3 separate regions of the Homo sapiens genome follow, and regions 1 and 3 are each linked to region 2. The links are chromatin contacts, found by Hi-C or POLR2A ChIA-PET in ENCODE. All regions are on one chromosome and are shown on one strand. The core of a region is the stretch at or near the end of the contact, and the rest is flanking DNA. Distances in the headings are between cores, read along the strand shown.

Evidence for each region. A loop is a pair of places that touch in the nucleus more often than their neighbours do. ChIA-PET counts read pairs that join two places held with the same protein, here RNA polymerase II (POLR2A). Pooled maps may share reads with other maps.
Region 1: a map with no recorded cell type shows a loop between it and region 2 (3-fold over the local background). The contact joins two enhancer-like sites. A Hi-C loop is called at or near these places in 18 of 37 single-sample maps with no recorded cell type and 5 of 50 pooled maps. POLR2A ChIA-PET finds 5 or more read pairs at or near these places in 3 of 52 experiments (activated B cell, activated naive CD4-positive, alpha-beta T cell and activated naive CD8-positive, alpha-beta T cell).
Region 3: a map of GM12878 shows a loop between it and region 2 (4-fold over the local background). The contact joins two enhancer-like sites. A Hi-C loop is called at or near these places in 2 of 168 maps with a recorded cell type or tissue (GM11168 and GM12878), 24 of 37 single-sample maps with no recorded cell type and 13 of 50 pooled maps. POLR2A ChIA-PET finds 5 or more read pairs at or near these places in 1 of 52 experiments (GM10248).

The regions. Positions count from the first base shown.
Region 1 is chr2:230,206,894-230,211,095 of GRCh38, reverse strand. SP110 (SP110 nuclear body protein) reads left to right here. Exons shown (of 19, transcript NM_080424.4): 7 at 1,088-1,165; 8 at 3,037-3,105. It also overlaps a transcript of SP140 not described here. Among named protein-coding and RNA genes, the nearest start is that of SP110, 11 kb to the left of the region's middle. Within about 2 kb of position 1,500, at least 2 of the 41 ENCODE cell types and tissues checked have a DNase peak (open chromatin) inside an H3K27ac peak, as active enhancers do.
Region 2 is chr2:230,658,065-230,662,005 of GRCh38, reverse strand. No RefSeq gene overlaps it. Among named protein-coding and RNA genes, the nearest start is that of LINC01907, 40 kb to the left of the region's middle. RefSeq lists enhancers at 1,376-1,932, 2,567-2,836, 3,167-3,216, 3,277-3,366 and a cis regulatory region at 2,254-3,382. Within about 2 kb of position 1,250, at least 18 of the 41 ENCODE cell types and tissues checked have a DNase peak (open chromatin) inside an H3K27ac peak, as active enhancers do; they include GM12878, where a contact is called at or near this core.
Region 3 is chr2:230,972,160-230,976,389 of GRCh38, reverse strand. No RefSeq gene overlaps it. Among named protein-coding and RNA genes, the nearest start is that of SPATA3-AS1, 22 kb to the left of the region's middle. RefSeq lists enhancers at 426-545, 1,960-2,099, 2,220-2,269. Within about 2 kb of position 2,114, at least 4 of the 41 ENCODE cell types and tissues checked have a DNase peak (open chromatin) inside an H3K27ac peak, as active enhancers do; they include GM12878, where a contact is called at or near this core.

The DNA.
Region 1 (4,202 bases), core at 251-2,750, 450 kb after region 2:
GAGTCAGGCTGGACTGTTTGACAGAGCCACTCTTCTGAGGCCACTTCAATAAAGTAGTGCTCAAAACGGCTCTGTCAAAATGCAAAGCAAATGAACAAAAACACTGTGTGGCCCTAATAGTGAATTGCTGCAGCAGACATGGATGGTCCTCCTTCCAAGCCCCCACCTGACTGTGGGGAATTTTCACTTTCAACCCTGGTCATTTCTATATCACTTGGAGTTTAAGAGTTGATATTATGAATATAACTTGAAAGGTAATAAATTATTCCAAAGATCTAATGACTGCTTGCCACCTGCCTCAGTCACCTATTCCTAAGCAGGCCAGCATTTGAGACCAATCTCAATGCAGTGTGTAAAGAAAAAGGTGACAGCTTCATGTGAGATGAGCCTTTATTTGTTATGGCTTCAAGTTCTCTGTCTTTCTTTGTGCAGCAAAAACTAGCAGAGCTTTATATGTCTTTGCTGTTAACAGGTGCTAGCAAGCACAGGCTAGCTCCTGCTTTCTTCAAACAATCCTTATATACAGAAATATATAAGGCATTTAGCCTTCTCCACTATTTCTCCAAGTAAAATAACCACAGATAGAGCAGTTAAAGAATATCCACACATAGACGTCAAAGCAATAAGATGTATTTTTCATACAGCAAAGACATTCCCCTTCATCATGGACATCAGATTTCAATATCACCACTTTCCGCTCTCAGCTTCATTCCTTGAGCAGGGGCTGCTGGGAGCAGAAACCATGTGACTATAGTCATGATACCCAGCACAGTTTATTCCTGCAATTTCCATTCATTGCACCTTCTTCACTCACTTCTCTTCCATCCATAAGATAATCTCTCTAAAAGGATCAGACTGAGCCTCTGCTGTGGGGCAGTTGTGCCCTAGTTCCCTGTGATGGTCGCACAGGTAACAATAACCACAAGTTGGCAAAAATCAAGACAGAGCCAGGGAATTCTTAGGGCAAGCAGATTCCCGGCCCTGGGCTGCATGTACTTTCTACTTTTCTAGTTCTTGCATTGACTTCCCTCAGCACTTTCTCTTCACTGGATCTGAGCTCTGAAATGACTTATATTTCTTTTGTCAGAGATAAGAGATAATTCTCCAGAACCAAATGACCCAGAAGAGCCCCAGGAGGTGTCCAGCACACCTTCAGACAAGAAAGGTAAGAAAAGCCTTTCTTCTGTAGAGGTCAGAAGGGTGAATTCAGAGTTGCTTTCTGTTTTTCTGACTGTATCTTGTCAAGAGCACCACTATGTGACCACAGTCCTGATGCCACACACAGTTCGTTTCTGCAGTTTCCATTTGCTGCATCTTCCAAAAAGGCCTTTATGAAAATTATCAGGAAACCAGAAGGCATTTGGGGGTATTGAAATATGCCATTGGAATTGCCTGTTCTGAAAAAATCAATCTCCTATATTCACAACTTCTTAGAGTGTTAATTGCACTTCCCTCTTTAACTGAAAGTTGGTTCCCCAGAGAGGAACCCACTTCCTCTTAAGACATGGCTAGGCATTCTCTGCCATCCATCACTCACACCTCATGGTGAGAGACAGGTTAGATGTCTGTCCTTTGCTGCCTACTGGCCCCATCCAGCCCCTTCCTCCCTGATCCTCTCCTTTGAGTCTTAACCATTCAATTAAAATGTTCACTCACTCATCATCAATATCATCCAATAATTTCCCCAATAATCCTTTCAAAAGCTGCTTTTCTGTCATTTCAAGTCCCAGCATCATCCTAGATGCCTTCAGGGTACACACGGATAACAGACAACTCTGTTATCCAATACTCTGGCCCCTCAAATCCTTCATCTTCTCATTTTCCATGACTTTTTCCTCCACCAATTCTTGGCCTCCCATACCCAAAGGCAAGCTATAGACCCTATCGTCATTCAAACCTGGCTCGATTTCCCAACAGTTAATTTCAGAATTCCTTTTTTGATACCTGTCCTTGAGCTTTTCTCCTTTTATAGCTATCATTCAACCTCTGATCACTCTTTCCCAGCCCAATCCTAACAAAAGAAAAAGAATCAAAAATATATTTTTCTGTGCTTATTTATTTGTTGTTTCCTCTGAAGTTGTCCTTCAACCTCATTTGGATCACCAGTCCACTGGCCTTTCCTCCTTCCAAGCCATCATCTGCTTTTCTTTGCTTCCCAGCTTTTTAACATTGACACTAACTCACAGTCCAAGATTCATCATTTCAGTAATCTATTGCCATTATCTTAAACCTGCCTTTCCTCTCTGCCTTTTCCTAGAACTCTCTGGCAAGTCTTGGAAGACCCTACTTACCTACTTCCTGTACACTGCATCTGAAAGCCAGCAGTGCTGGAGAGAGTTCCACAGCAGGGCAGAGTGCACTCACTGGTCTTCATGGTTCCAGCACAAATCATCTCTCCTTACTGTGTGACAATGCTACTTCCTGCAATAATCCTTTCAAACCTCAAGCCCTATTTTTCAAACCTCTGACCCCCTCACCTCCTGCTTTTTGCTCAATCAGTGACTTTCCCTCCTGCACCATAAGGAGATATCAGATGAGAATCCCCTTATTTGTGCTGCTAGTCCTACAAACCCTAACTACATCTGTCTCCCTCCTCTCCGAGTTCCCTCCTTCTCTTCTAAGACAATCCTTCTGCCTCATCTTATAGTATCCATGATCCCTTCTCTCTCAAGTATTCATTAAAGCAGTATGTCTCACACAAGAATCTGCATTACATGTATCACAGCTCATTAAAAAATGCTTTTTCTTGATTCTCATCTCACTTCAACTACTTCCATATCTCTCTCCTTCATTTCACAACCAAACTTCTAGAAATGAGCTACCTAAACTCCCTGTCTCTATTTCTTCGTTTCTCCTTTTCCTCTGTCATTTTAGAGTCCTTCTTCCCCTATTACTCCCTGAAGTACCATCACCTAAGGTCACCAATGAACTTCTAGCAATGTGGTTTGAAGACCAAAAGTAAAAGCTGAATATCATTGACATACAAGATTGGGAGATCAATGTTTGTAACTATAAAACATTATCCTTTCTTTTTAGGAAAGAAAAGAAAAAGATGTATCTGGTCAACTCCAAAAAGGAGACATAAGAAAAAAAGCCTCCCAGGAGGTAAGATGAGAGTACAAGAGGAAGCTGGAGGCTGGAAACAGCTCATGCAGGGCTTGTAGGTCAAGCTGTGGAGGGTTGAATTTTATTCTAAATGCAATGGGAAGCCATTGAAGAGATTTAGTCAGTGAAGTGACACAATGTAAGCTCAATTTTGCTACGGTGTAAAGAATGAGTTGGAGCTGGGAAAGAATGGAGGCAGGGCAGCCATTTTGGGGCAGATGCCATGAGAGTTCTTGGTGGCTTGGATTCAGATCTGACAGTGGAGATGCAGAGAAGAGTGCCAATTCAAGATCAGTTTTGCAGGTATTGTTGACAGGATTTGACATATTATTAGCTACAGATGAGAAAGAGAAAAATCAAGGCCCACTCTTCAATTTCTGGCTTGAACAAGTAAGTGGTAATGCCCATTGCTGAGGGAAGATGCAAATATATTGGGGGATAACTCTTAGAGTTCAATTATTGACCTGTTCCTTTAGAGGTTTCTGCTAGCCATCTATGCAGCTGTGTATAGATGTGTGTTTTGTCAAGAACTGTAAAGGGTCTAAGATGTTACTCCACTTGCATTGGTATCTCCTTATATATATGAGTGCTGCAGGAACACAAGGTATCTGGTCAGGGAAAATAATTCTTTACTGATATTCACAACCAGCTTATCAGCCAGAGCAATATTGCAGCGTCTGTCTCCCATACACAAACCCAAAGGCAATGCTAAGAGAGCTAATGGAATCTTTCTATTCAAAATAGACTACAACTCATGTATAAGGGATGTAGAATGATGGATTTTTCTGTTTAGATACATGAGAGGGATAGCCATCATCCTTTCCTCCTGAAAGGAAAAGAAAAAACTTTGCTGCTTTGAGATAAAATGGAAAAGATCCTCGTTCCAAAGCTCTCCATCCTAACCTTTGGAATTTAAATGCATCTTTCCAAAGGCCAGAGAAACTCTAGGTGTTGCTGGCTTTTACAACCTAAAGATGTCTCCAAGTTCTGGGCTTTACCCCTTGTGATATATAAATACCTAGGGAAAGACCACTCCAGTTTTCCTGGTACTTTAGGATTTAACCTAGGAAGCTAGTCCTGGGTGAACCCATTTGGCC
Region 2 (3,941 bases), core at 1-2,500:
CAACCCTGTCAACACCTGGATCTCAGACTTCCAGCCTCCAGAATCATGAGGAAGTATACTTCTGTTGCTTAAGGCACCCGGTCTGTGGATCTAGGTAATGGCAGCCCTATCAAACTAATACCACACCTATGTCTAGCTCGGTTCAAAGGATTTTGCATGGGTTGCTCATTTGAGCCTAACCACAACCCTGGTACCATACTCATTTCTCAGATGCAGGAGCTGAGTGCCAGGAAGTGGTGATAAGGGGGCTGGGGAAAGGAAGAAAGTCTAAATCTTGGGGTTCTGGACCTTGTGAGGTTAGGGAAAGGAGCTTTGGTTGCCCGATCTGCCAGGCCCTTCTACATCTGAGCTCTGTGGGGAATCAGGCCTATGGGGAACTGGGGTGCTCAAACCACACCCCTAAGCCGGCCCATGCTATAGCCCTCCATGCCCCCAGTACAGCAGTGCCCCTGTGTCTCTATTTGGAACCCTGGGATCTGAGTCGCTGCCTGGCACTACCCAAAGGGACTCATCTCTATGGTGCAGTTCCAGATACTGAGGCCAACAGGGGTGAGGAAGAGAAGTAAGACAGCCCTAGGCAGGACACATTTCCCCCGTGTGCCTCAAAGGATTTAATCATCATGCACTGACTCTCACGCCTGCCTGGAGAGTCAGATTCTCTAATATGAGATTGTGTGGAGCCCACTGGTTCTTCAACTACCATTCTCAGTCAAGTTGATAGTATGGCTAATATTTATTGAGGTCCTACTATGTGCCAGGCCCTGTCCTAAGTGCATTCCATAGAGTTTCTCATTTAATTTTCTTGGCATCCCTGTGAGATGGTCTTCAATGTTATCACTATTTTACAGATGAGGAAACCGAGGCTTAGAGAGTTCAAGTGTGGAGTTGGGATCCTGTCTGACTCCTATGCTGGCTGTCTATTTCTTTTTTTTTTTTTTTTTTGAGATGGAGTCTCATTCTGTTGCCCAGGCTGGAGTACAGTGGTGCAATCTCGGCTCACTGCAATGCCTGATATGCTGGCTGTCTTAACCATTAACTGGCACTGACTGTATACCTTGCCCTGTGCTGCCTTTGGCTATAGTTGGCTGGACATGTTCCCCAATCCCCTTGTGCTGGGCAGAGAATCAGGAAGGAAGCTGGGGTGTAAGAACGGAAACTGCCAACCAGTACCACAAAGATCTGAACTCTTATTCACGTGGTCTGTAACCTCCTGCCCGCTCTCCCTCCCCCACCCGTGGTCTCTGCCTGGGAGCTGAGATTGTCCCCTTCTGTTTAACTTGGTGTTTGACCCCGGCCACCTGCTGTTCATTTCATTCAGTTTCACCGGGACACCCAGACCAGGGCACGGGAGGTGGCCCTGTTACCAGTTCTTTGTCATCTGTAGCTGGTTGTGAAATGCCCTGGCTGATCCACACCAGAAGAAGGAGAGAAAATTTCCCTGGGGCTGGAATTGCTGGGGCCCTTCCTAGAGGAACAAGCACAGCCCAGAGACAAATCTGAAGCCACTGCCTGTACACGTGGGTTGGGAACTGCCTGTCCAGGACACCTCCTGCAGAAGACTGGCCCAAGGCCTTGTCCTTTCCTTGGCAGGGACAGTGCGGGGACGAGAGAGTCCCAGGGGGGTCATGTGAGCTCTGTTTCCGGAGTCTATCTGGGAACCTTTTCCTTCCCTGCTGGTCCACATTCCCGGAGCTCTGCGAGTCAGCATCGAGGTGAAGGTGGGCCAGCGCAGGCCCTTCCCTGTGGCCTCTGAGTCTGGGGGGGTTGCCATCCTCTGGGTCTGATGTACCCTCCTTATGTGCAGGGTGGGGGGTGCAGAAGTAGAGTAAGTGGGCCAGGCGCGGTGGCTCACGCCTGTAATCCCAGCACTTTGGGAGGCCGAGGAGGGTGGATCACGAGGTCACAAGATCGAGACCAGTCTGACCAACATGGTGAAACCCTGTCTCTGCTAAAAATACAAAAAAATTAGCTGGGCACAGTGGCACGTGCCTGTAATCGCAGCTACTCGGGTGGCTGAGGCAGGAGAATTGCTTGAACCTGGGAAGCGGAGGTTGCAGTGAGCTGAGATCACGCCACTGCACTCCAGCCTGGTGACGGAGCAAGACTCCGTCTCAAAAAAAAAAGAAGTAGAGTAATTGTGCCCAGGAGCCCAATCCATGTCTGTTAGGAGCCTGCTTCCTGCCACCGGTCCCTGGGTGGCACACTGGAAGGTGCTTGGCATAGAACGAGGGCAGTGGTGTGTCAGCAGGCCGGGCACAGAGGCAGATGGACTGGGGGCCTTGTTGAGAAGCCAGAGGCCATGTCGAGGCTGCACAAGGCCGTGACTGCCTGCTTGAGTCTGGGGAAGCTGCAGGGCTCCTGTTCCAGGTGCCCACCAGCCACTGCGCCAGGGGAAATGCCTCTGAGAGCACATCAGGGGCTTCTCAAGCTGCAGCCACAGGGGCTGGGCTTGGCACAGAGTGACGGAGGAGGGGGCTGTTCCTGCAGGTTTTGGTAAGGCGCTGCCTCCTAACCACAGCTGATCCTATGTATGGGCTGATGTCTAGGCTCTTCTTTAGAAAAATTAGCATAACTGTCTTCCCTTCCACCCCTCCGCACCCCACGACCTGCAATCCCTCTGAGCCCTTATCTTCACTTATCAGACACCCAACACTCTTCTTCTCATTTTCTGAATGACTCCACAGTTCTAGAAATTAAAGCCTGCTGTATTCTGAGAAGGTGCTTTCTGTTTCCTCTGGTGAGTGGGCAGCACATACTTTGAGACTCCGCAGGGCAGAATTAGAGGGCCCAGGTACTGAAATTGACTCACTAGGTGGGGGTGGGGAGCACTGAGACCATCTTGAGTGCTTGGAGAAAAGTTGGACAGTCAGGTGGCACAGGGGCAACCGTGGGGTCTGGAAGGGGAGCACCGGGGGATGACTGAGGGGATGGAGGAGAGTGGTAGAGGAGAGACTGGAAACCAGGGAGGGCATGGGCAGCCCTGGGAAGACTGCAGAGGTTGAAGATGTGGAGGACACACCAGGCTGGGCGGAGCGGTGCTTAGCAGGCACTAGTGAGGCAGGTTATCAAAGCAGGGACTATCCCAGGGATGTGGTCACCATGATTGTGGTCGAGGGGCCTGAAGGCATAGCTGAGCCTGCCTGGGCTCAGGCAGAGTGAAGATACAGGCCCTGCCTGCTCCTGCTCCTGCTCCTGCTCTAGAGACTGTTCCAGGGATCACCAGAGGCCTGGCAGGAAGCTGGTGGCTCATGTGCAGGTCAGGCAGGGCCAGAGGCAGGCGGATGGGGCACTTTCTTTGGGAAGAGCTTGAAGAGGGCATTGCTGATGCCTCCACCCCAGGCTGTGATGAGCACTGTACCCAGTGGGGGGCTGGTGGCTGGAGGAGGGAGTATGTCCAGGAAAGGATTTCTGCAGGGCATCTAGCCATCCTGTCACTGCAGGGCTGTGATGGAAACCTGTGGACACATGACCACTGAGGGGACTGCTGCACCAGTTTATTTGTTTATTTTATTTACTTATTTTTATTGTTTTTGAGACAGAGTCTCGCTCTGTCGCCCAGGCTGGAGTGCAGTGGTGTGATCTCAGCTTACTGCAACCTCCGCCTCCTGGGTTAAAGCAATTCTCCTGCCTCAGCCTCCCGAGTAACTGGGACTATAGGTGCATGTTGCCACACCTGGCTAATTTTTTGTATTTTAGTAGAGACGGGGTTTCACCATGTTGCCCAGGCTGGTCTCGAACCCCTGAGCTCAGGCAATCGGCCTGCCTCGGTGCCTCAAAGTGCTAGGATTACAAGCTTGAGACATTGTGCCCGGCCTGTTGCCCCAGTTTAGGACTCAGACAGAGGCTACTGTTCCTCCAGGGACCAGGGGAGCCCCATACCACTGAAGGGCTGGTTTCTTCCCTTCATGAAGCTTTTCCTTCCGGCCACCCACGGGGACCCT
Region 3 (4,230 bases), core at 865-3,364, 310 kb before region 2:
CCATGCCCAGGTAATTTTTGTATTGTTGGTAGAAGTGGGGTTTCGCCGTTTTGGCCAGGCTGGTCTTGAACTCCTGACCTCAGACGACCCACCTGCCTCGGCCTCCCAGAGTGCTGGGATTTCAGGCAGAGCCACCGCACCCGGCCCACTTTAACCATTTTAAAGTGTACATCCAGTGGCTTCAGTACGTTCACCGTCTCATTCAACCATAACATTTTTATCACCCCCAAAGGAAACCTCATACACATTAAAAAACCACGCCCCATTTCCCCCTCCCCCAGGCCCTGGCAACCACCAACCTACTTTCCGTCTCGAATGGATTTGCCTATCCTGGATATTTCATACATATGAAATCATACAATATGTGTCCTTTTGTGTCTGGCTTCTTTCACTTAGGTTCATCCAAGCTGCAGCATGCGTTGGTAGTGCCTTCTTTTTATGATGAAATATTCCGTTTTATGAATGTACTACAGTCTAGTTTATCCATTTACAGCTTATGGACAGCTGGGCTGTTTTTACATTTTGGTCACTGTTTTAACCTGTGTTTCTATTCTTCTGGGTACATACTAGAAATGGGACTTCTGGGTCATATGGAAACTCCATGTTTAAATTTTTTTTTTTTTTTGAGATAAAGTCTCACTCTGTCACCCAGGCTGGAGTGCAGTGGCATGACCTCAGCTCGCTGCAACCTCTGCCTCCCGGGTTCAAGCGATTCTTCTGCCTCAGCCTCCCGAGTAGCTGGGACTACAGGCATGTGCCACTACGCCAGGCTAATTTTTGTATTTTTAGTAGAGTCGGGGTTTCATAATGTTGGCCAGGCTGGTCTCGAACTCCTGACCTCGTGGTCTGCCCGCCTTGGCCTCCCAAAGTGCTGGGATTACAGGCGTGAGCCACTGCACCTGGCCCCATGTTTAAATTTTTGATGAACCAACAAATTGATTTCCACATCAGCTGCACCGTTTTACATTTTTCACAAGCAAAGTAGGAGGGTTCCGGTTTTCCCACATCCTTGCCAATGGTTATTTTCCATTTAAAAAATTATAGTCATCCTCGTGGGTGTGAGGCGGTCAACTGTTAATACCCTTTTTGACACAAGCTTCGGGTGTCAAAAGATATGCTCTAATGCTGCCCTTTGGCTTCACGAGGCTACTTAAAGCTTCCAATTTCCTGTAAATCATATTAGACTTTGTTATTGTTACATTAACTTGGTGATCCAAGGGACTCATGGCTGTAGGGGGGCAATCCTGTTATATTCTAAGTGCTGTGGTTTGAATGTGTCCCCCAAAGTTCATGTGTTGGAAACTTAATTGCCAGTGCAACAATGTTGAGAAGTGGCACGTTTAAGTGGTGATTAGGTCATGGGAACACAGCTCTCATGAGTGGATTCAGGCCATTATTGGGGTACTGGATTAGCTGTCACAGGAGTGACTTAGATATAAAATCAGGGAATTCTGCCCCTCTTTCCTTCCTCTCGCGTGTGTTCTCTCTCACGACGTGATGCCTTCCGCCATGGGATGGCCCTCACTAGATACCAGCACCACGCTCTTGGACTTCCCAGCTCCAGAACCATGAGCCAAATAAACGTCTGTGCCTTGTAAATTACCCAGTCTGTGGTATTTTGGTATAGCGGCAGGAGATGAACTAAGACACTATGCATGATGTTACCCTGAACATTTGCATGAAAACAGCTCTTTACATCACATAGCCACACTCAGAATGTGTTATGGGAATACAGAAAAACAGAGGTGGGGAGACGACATTAACTGTGGTGAGGGGGTGAAATAATCCTTGGGACCAGTGACCTTTAGGGGTCTTTTAAAGTGACTTGTGTGCTCAAAATAACTGGCCCGGGCCTGCGGAATCCGGGCATCCTGACAAAACCACATGAATGAGGAGAACGGCACTTTTCATGACCGGCCCCACCAGGGGAATTTTTCAGGCACGCATCTTACTCTGATGCTCAGGTCAGCTGGCTACCACTAGTGAGCCCAGGCCCAGAGGCTGGGGCACCCCAGTGAGTCAGAGCCCAGATCAGGGAGGGTGAGAATTACCACTTCCTGTCTATGAAAAACACTTAGATAAATGTCGGTTCCCACCATGGCTAAGAATCAAATAATATTCTTTCTTCGAGCCTCAACCTCAAGTGCCTGACAAACTCTTGAAAAACCCAAGGCACTGCCCAAAGTAGTTTACACGGGGAGGTCCAAGGTGGTTTCCCTATGGCTGGTTGATGATGTTAATTACGGTATTTTTCAGGATTGGCAGTCAAGCAGATGTTATTAACATTAACTAATTAATCCAGGTCTTATCGCATGTCACCTGACGCCAAGTAAAAGCACCAGAGAAGTTTGGAAGTGGAGAAATGCCACAGGGTGGATCAGGAAAGACAGGACAGAGGAGGGGCCATTTGTGTAAGACCTACCTGAAAGGATAGGTGGAAGGGGACAGTGGGAGGGAAGGGGAGGATTGAGGCAGGGAGGTAAAGGTGCCACCCCCACACAAGCATGGAGCAATGCCAAGTGTCCCAACATAGAATGGACTTCTGGATACATCCACTTTATCCCAAAATTATTATGACAATGTGATCAAAAGAGAATATTGTGGCCAAAATGTTAAAGTTTGACATTCCAGAACAGGAATAATTATATCTTGGCACCGTTCATGGTGACATTTCTTCCATAGCTACTGTACTGAATATTTACCAGGCGAAGAAGACACTTTCAACTGAAGTAAGTGGAGAAGTGACTATTTTGGGGAACCCCCAGGCTACCTAGGGCAGTCTCTTTAACCCCTAGGATCGAGGTGTAGTTATTAAAAGCATCCACTTTCATTGCCCAAAGTGTCCCAGTTTAGACAATAAACTATATGGTCACTCTATTTATCATGGATTTTAAATTATTTTTAAAAATTGTGGTAAAATAGACATAACCTAGAATTCACCATTGTAACCACTGTAAGTGTTGAGTTCAGTGGAATTAAGTTATGTTCACCTAGTACAACCACCACCAACTCCCCATCCCCCACTTCCCCCAGCTCCTGGCAACCAACCATAATCCTAATTTCTATGTCTATGCATTTGACTACCCTAGGTACCTCTTTAAGTGGAATCATACGGTATTTTTCTTTTTGTGATTGACTTATTTGACTTAGTATAATGTCTCCAAGTTTCATCCATATGAGAGCATGGGTCAGAATCTCCTTCCTTTGTAATGTTGAGTAATACTCCACTGCGTGTGTATTCGTCTGTTCTTGCATTGCTATAAAGAAATACCTGATACTGGGCCAGTCACGATGGTGCATGCCTGTAATTCCAGCACTTTGGGAGGCCAAGGTGAGAGGATCACTTAAGTCCAGGAGCTCAAGACCAGCCTGTGCAACATGGTGAAACCCCATCTCTACAAAAAATACAAAAATTAGCTGGGCATAAGCCGGGCGCAGTGGCTCATGCCTGTAGTCCTAGCACTTTGGGAGGCCAAGGCAGGTGGGTCACGAGGTCAGAGGATTGAGACCATCCTGGCTAACATGGTGAAACCCCGTCTCTACTAAAAATACAAAAAATTAGCTGGGCGTGGTGGTGGGCGCCTGTAGTCCCAGTTACTCGGAAGGCTGAGGCAGCAGAATGGCGTGAACCCGGGATGCGGAGATTGCAGCAAGCCCAGATTGCGCCACTGCACTCCAGCCTGGGCGACAGAGCTCACTCCGTCTCAAAAAGAGAAAAAAAAATTAGCTGGGCATAGCGGCCCATACCTGTAGTCCCAACTACTCAGGTGGCTGAGGTGGGTGGATCGATTGAGCCTGAGAGGTCGAGGCTGCAGTGAGCTGTGTCATGCCACTGTTCTGCAGCCTGGACAAGAGAGCAAGACCCTGTCTCAAAAAAAGGAAAAAAGAATAAAAAAAGACATACCTGAGACTGGGTAATTTATAAAGAAAAGAGGTTTCATTGGCTCTCGATTCCACAGGCTGTACAGGAAACATGATGCTGGCCTTCTGCTTGGCTTCCAGGAGGCCTCAGGAAACTTACAATCATTGCAGAAGACAAAGTGGAAGCCAGCACTTACCACGTGGCCGGAGTAGGAGCAAGAGAGAGAGGGGGGAGGTGCGGCACACTTTTTAAACAACCAGATCTTGTGAGAACTCACTCATTACACAGTACCAAGGAGGGATAGTGCTGAACCATTTATGAGAACTATGCCTTCATGATCCAATCACCTCCCACCAGGTCCCGCCTCC